Regions from separate parts of the Homo sapiens genome. Here region 1 is linked to region 2. A link is a contact called in ENCODE Hi-C or POLR2A ChIA-PET data. All regions are on one chromosome and are shown on one strand. The core of a region is the stretch at or near the end of the contact, and the rest is flanking DNA. Distances in the headings are between cores, read along the strand shown.

Region 1 (2,700 bases), core at 96-2,595, 2.4 Mb after region 2:
TTATAGGCGTGAGCCACCGTGCCCAGCCTAATAGTATTTTATATAAAATAATGAGTAGAACTTGAGGCAAGCCAAGAGAACAGTGTTAGTACATACAAGCAATTGTTCCTCTGTAAAAATAATGCATTCTAACTGTATACATAATTCATAAGCATGCTTAGTTTATCTAAGACTTACTGGTGTAAAAACGGTAATAGAGAATTATACTGTGACCTGTATAATTTTATATGGGTCACAATAATTAACTGCTAGAGATCGTCCAGTATCTCTGTATTATTCCATCATTAGAATAAAAAACACCTGCCTTCATTCTGTTTCACTTTTTTCTACTATTTATCCCCAAAATAAAAGTTAAATCATATTGTAGTATACCAATAAACAGTCTTTGCTGCCAATAGATAGTAATAAACTACCAAACTTCAAATCAACATTCAGACTTGTTTGCCAACAGCAAAATGTATGACGTGCAGCAAGTTTCATCCAACAGTGGGTTGGACGCTGGGCGTGGTGGCTCATGCCTGTAATCCCAGCACTTTGGGAGGCTGAGGCGGGCGGATCATCTGAGGTCAGGAGTTCCAGACGAGACTGGCCAATATGGTGAAACCCGGTCTCTACTCAAAATACAAAAAAATTAGCTGGGCGTGGTGGCGGGTGCCTGTAATCCCAGCTGCTTGGGAGGCTGAGGCAGGAGAATGGCTTGAGCCCGGGAGGTGGAGGTTGCAGTGAGCCGAGGTTGCACCACTGCACTCCAGCCTGAGCGTCAGGGTGAGACTGTCTCAAAACAAAAAACAAAACAAAACAACCTTTAGTTGAACATCTCCAGAAAAAAGTGGAAACAATTTCTTTTTTAATTTAGCAATGTCCCAGAATGATGCCAAAAGATAAATATGGTAAAAGGTGGTTAGTAACATACAACATAAAGCCCAAAGGCTTGTATACCCAACTGAGTGAAACTAGCATGTTTAAGAATAGAGTAGGAGATTGGGAAAATGTAAGGAAGAAACCAACTTTCCAGGTTAAGGCTTAATTCTGATTGAAGTAAAAAGTTTTCTATTTGGAATGACAGCTTGACTATTCTACTTTGTAGTCAAGATGAATGACCAGCATAAAATAACTGGCTGGTTTATGACAAAATGCCAAATGTTGGGGGTTAAAATTGCTCATTTTACTTAAGATGTGACCCAGCTGATAGACACTAAATTAGAGGAAAGTATCAGTGTCAGCAAAGAGTAAGTTAAAGACATTTTATACTGGCAAAATACTTTCCTAAGTATTGTCATTGTTCTGCTGGTTGGAACTTAATTTGAGACAGAATGTTATGGCTGGAGGGGACTCTAGAAATATCTGGTCCAAATCATTTTACAGATGGGAAGCTTGCTAAAAGCTGAAATTAGGCAAAACAACTTTTTTTTTTAATAAAGACTCTTGAGTTAGTAGAAAAAAATAGTATCACCAAGGCAGGAAATGACTCCTCTTTGTATCTAATGCACAGCCAGTGCTTTTAATAGAAATCTGACCAGGAAGCTTTTAAATATCATTTCCTTTTTTGAGCTGGGGGCGTGGAGATTAAATGTTTTGTGGCAACATTTAATTTTTTTCTCCGATAAAAGTACACATTTATTGTAGAAAATGTAAAAAATATAAGCAAGCGCAAAGGAAAATAAGCCAACAAAAAGTTTAGTATATTTCCTTCAGGCTTTTTCTACGCAAATACAAAAATACTACTGTTCAGTTTTTAAATGGAACTTGACAATTATTTATTCATTGTAAAATAATCACAGGAACAGCAGCAGTGTAGGTTTCCCTACCTAGAGGGTGGTATGCAGTGATTCTCAGGCGCTGGTTGGAAGGCACAGCTGAGGGACACAAACTGCCAGGAAGTAATGTGGTAACTAGCCATGAGCTTGTGGTACTAATGGTGGCACGGGAAACAAGGTCTCTGCTTGACTTTTATTTTCACTCCATAACAAACTCACCAGATCAGGAGCCTAAGGGTGGGTGGGGAGGGAGAAGAGAGAAAAAAGCAAAGGGAAAGTTCAAAGTGACACTCGCTGGGGCTGAAAACCACACTCCCCTGCAGATGAGGTCCTTGGCTTTCTCTTGAAATTAAGGCTGATCTAGAACGCTGGCTGGCGACTCTGATTTGGCCTCTCTGGGGGATACAATGTCATCTCTCATTACCAGACAACTTTAAATGGTGGATGGATCTTTAGATCCTTTATAAGCTTATACTAGTTGCGGGTCTCCCTGAGAACTAGATTCCACGATATTTTATATCTATATATAGGCCTTTAACAAATACATGATGGCACACAAAAAAATCATCTCCCTATTAGGAAAATCTGGTTACTTCCAGGATTCTACAGGATCCTTCTCAGAACCTGCAGTTGTTAGGCTACAGCAACATACTCAAGCTAAGTTGTGATACAACCACTGTGACTTCTAATCCTAGTTTGGTGACCTCCTAGGTATCTCCAATCATCTCCCAAGTTTTAAAAAATTCTGATTTTAGGAAATCAATTTTGTTCTTTTTAATCGAAATAAACCAGAGGGTATTCAAAAGAGCTGAAAACTTCTGGCTCACATAGCTTCTGTCACCACCAATGAGATGCCACATGCGCTGACTACTTGGGTCACTTTTAATTTTTATGTTGCTGATTGTATGTGTGCATCTCCTGTCTTGTAAGCATTAAACAAATG
Region 2 (2,700 bases), core at 164-2,663:
AATCCCAGCTACCTGAGAGGCTGAGGCAGGAGAATTGCTTGAACCCGGGAGATGGATGTTGCAGTGAGTCGAGATCCCGCCACTGCTGTCCAGCCTGGGTTACAGAGCTAGATTCCGTCTCGAAAGAAAAAAAAATAAATAAATAAGTAAATCAACATGAAATGCTACATAGTGGTCTTATGGAACTGAAACACTGTAGAAGTGATGACATTTTTCAGAATGTTAAATTTGGCATAAATGTAATTCATTTGGGTAACTGCATTAAAGCCCGTTCTGTTTATAGTATAGATGGTTTATGTAGTGTGGGGGACCCATCATGGTGGTAGTGAGTGGAGCTTTTTTGCTCTCCTATTCCTTCTAATCCTTTTTTTTCTACCTTAGGTGGTAAATTCACTCCAGCAGCAACCTCAGGCTGCATCCCCTTCAGTACCAGAGCCCCACTCTTTGACTCCAGTGGCTCAGGCAGATCCCCTTGTGAGAAGACAGCGAGTACAAGACCTTATGGCACAAATGCAGGGTCCCTATAATTTCATACAGGTATGTTCATTTTAGTCAGACTCTGTAACAGAAAGTTTAAGTGTTTATATTATTTGACTTTATTCTATCCTAACTTAACCTGTAGGATTCAATGCTGGATTTTGAAAATCAGACACTTGATCCTGCCATTGTATCTGCACAGCCTATGAATCCAACACAAAACATGGACATGCCCCAGCTGGTTTGCCCTCCAGGTTAGTAGTGGTACATTTTTATGTGAGAGAGAAATATAAGGCCAGTACTTTCAGGTTTTAAAAAGATTGTGAAAATAAATTTTGTTTATTTTAATGACTGTTTAATTTTGACTCTTAGGTCTTTTAATTTGATAGAAAGAATGTTATTGTTCCTATGATTTGAATTAAAAATGTAGTTTATAACTGTTTATTTTTAAACTTTTCATTGGCATGTAGATATAGAAAAATATACGCAAGTTTAATGAGTTTTTATAAACTGAAAACACCTGCAGCTAGATTAAGAAATGAAACATTACCAGTACCCCAGAAACCTACGTTGTTTCCTTTCAATCACTAGTTACCCTCACCCCTAGCGATAGCAACCACTTCCGTACTTGTAACTGTAATAGACCAGTTTTGTCTGTTTTTGTAACTTTAACAAGTGAAATTTTGCTTGGCTTTTAAAATTTCAAAATTAATCTAGGAGTAAAAATAATAGAGGTGCCTTTTTTTGAATGCTTTTAGCTTTCTAGGAGAATTTCTGGATTTTATTACCTTAAAAAAATACACAGCAATGAAGTGGGTAAGGGAATATGTAAGAGGCAAAGGGAAGAGAGAAACCACAAGACAGTTTCAGACTCTTTCTGGACTTACACCATTATTTGAAGTAGTAGCACTAAATACAGTTGGTGCCTTCCATTGGGTTAAGTGGACCTTCTCTCCAGGACTATTAGTGATTGTGAGTCATCTTGGTTTTTCCCAGAACACATCAGTTTTAGTTGCACAAAAGTGGAACTAAATAAAATAACCTATTTAATGTTGCATGATGTTAAATATCATAAAATAAATTGCTGAGTAAAAGTATGTTTAATGACAGTTAATTTGGTGTAAGGTAGTTAGGATTTTTCTGAAGTAAAGGGAGCTCATATCTCTCACATTTTTTTTTTTTTTTTTTTTTTGAGACGGAGTCTCGCTCTGTCGCCCAGGCTGGAGTGCAGTGGCGCAATCTCGGCTCACTGCAAGCTCCGCCTCCCGGGTTCACGCCATTCTCCTGCCTCAGCCTCCCAAGTAGCTGGGACTACAGGCGCCCGCCACTACACCCGGCTAATTTTTTGTATTTTTAGTAGAGACGGGGTTTCACTGTTTTAGCCGGGATGGTCTCGATCTCCTGACCTCGTGATCCGCCCGCCTCGGCCTCCCAAAGTGCTGGGATTACAGGCGTGAGCCACCGCGCCCGGCTCTCACATTTCTATCAAGAGTTTTAGAAAACAGATCAAAGGTGACACCTACAAGAGAGCAATCATGGTTTTTAGTGTTCATTTTCTGAGCTCTACCAAAGGAAGAGAGTAAGTCGTTTTCTCAGCTGGGGAGTTGTGTGAAAGTCAGTATACATAGCACTGATAAAACCTGTAAGGCTATTTAGTTATTTACATAATGCTGAGTCCATTAGACTCTCCAGTGAAAATGGGTACTTTCTAAATGACTAACCAAAGATCGTCGTTTTGATTATCTGTTTAATCATTGTTGGGAAGGGAGGTGAGAGAGTGATGGGAATTGTTAAGAAGATGCATGCTGAGTTGAATATAGGCTGTTAAAAAGTATATATTATTTATTTGTTTATTTAGAGACGCAGTCTCGCTCTATCGCCAGGCTGGAGTGCAGTGGCGCATTCTTGGCTCGGCACGCTGCAACCCCTGCCTCCCGGGTTCAAGGGATTCTCCTGCCTCAGCCTCCCCAGTAGCTGAAAGTACAGGCACACACCACACTACACCCAGCTAATTTTTGTATTTTAAGTAGAGATGGGGTTTCACCATGTTGGCCAGGATGGTGTCAATCTCTTGACCTCGTGATCCACCCGCCTCGGCCTCCCAAAGTGCTGGGATTACAAGCATGAGCCACTGTGCCTGGCCGAAAAGTACATATTTTAAATTTTCTTTTTCTCTAGAAACACTTGAAATTGAAAGTTGGTTATGTTAACATATATTGAGCC

The links. Hi-C counts contacts between places; a loop is a spot of excess contacts on that map. ChIA-PET counts read pairs that join two places held with the same protein, here RNA polymerase II (POLR2A).
Region 1: a loop to region 2 is called in a map of transverse colon, with 13 times the contacts of the local background. The contact joins two enhancer-like sites. A Hi-C loop is called at or near these places in 1 of 168 maps with a recorded cell type or tissue (transverse colon). POLR2A ChIA-PET finds 5 or more read pairs at or near these places in 1 of 52 experiments (naive thymus-derived CD4-positive, alpha-beta T cell).

The regions. Positions count from the first base shown.
Region 1 is chr11:36,486,311-36,489,010 of GRCh38, forward strand. It overlaps TRAF6 (TNF receptor associated factor 6), which reads right to left. Exons shown (of 7, transcript NM_004620.4): 7 at 1-2,700. Among named protein-coding and RNA genes, the nearest start is that of TRAF6, 23 kb to the right of the region's middle. Within about 2 kb of position 1,346, at least 4 of the 41 ENCODE cell types and tissues checked have a DNase peak (open chromatin) inside an H3K27ac peak, as active enhancers do.
Region 2 is chr11:34,085,683-34,088,382 of GRCh38, forward strand. CAPRIN1 (cell cycle associated protein 1) reads left to right here. Exons shown (of 19, transcript NM_005898.5): 10 at 382-537; 11 at 623-731. Among named protein-coding and RNA genes, the nearest start is that of NAT10, 19 kb to the right of the region's middle. Within about 2 kb of position 1,414, at least 3 of the 41 ENCODE cell types and tissues checked have a DNase peak (open chromatin) inside an H3K27ac peak, as active enhancers do.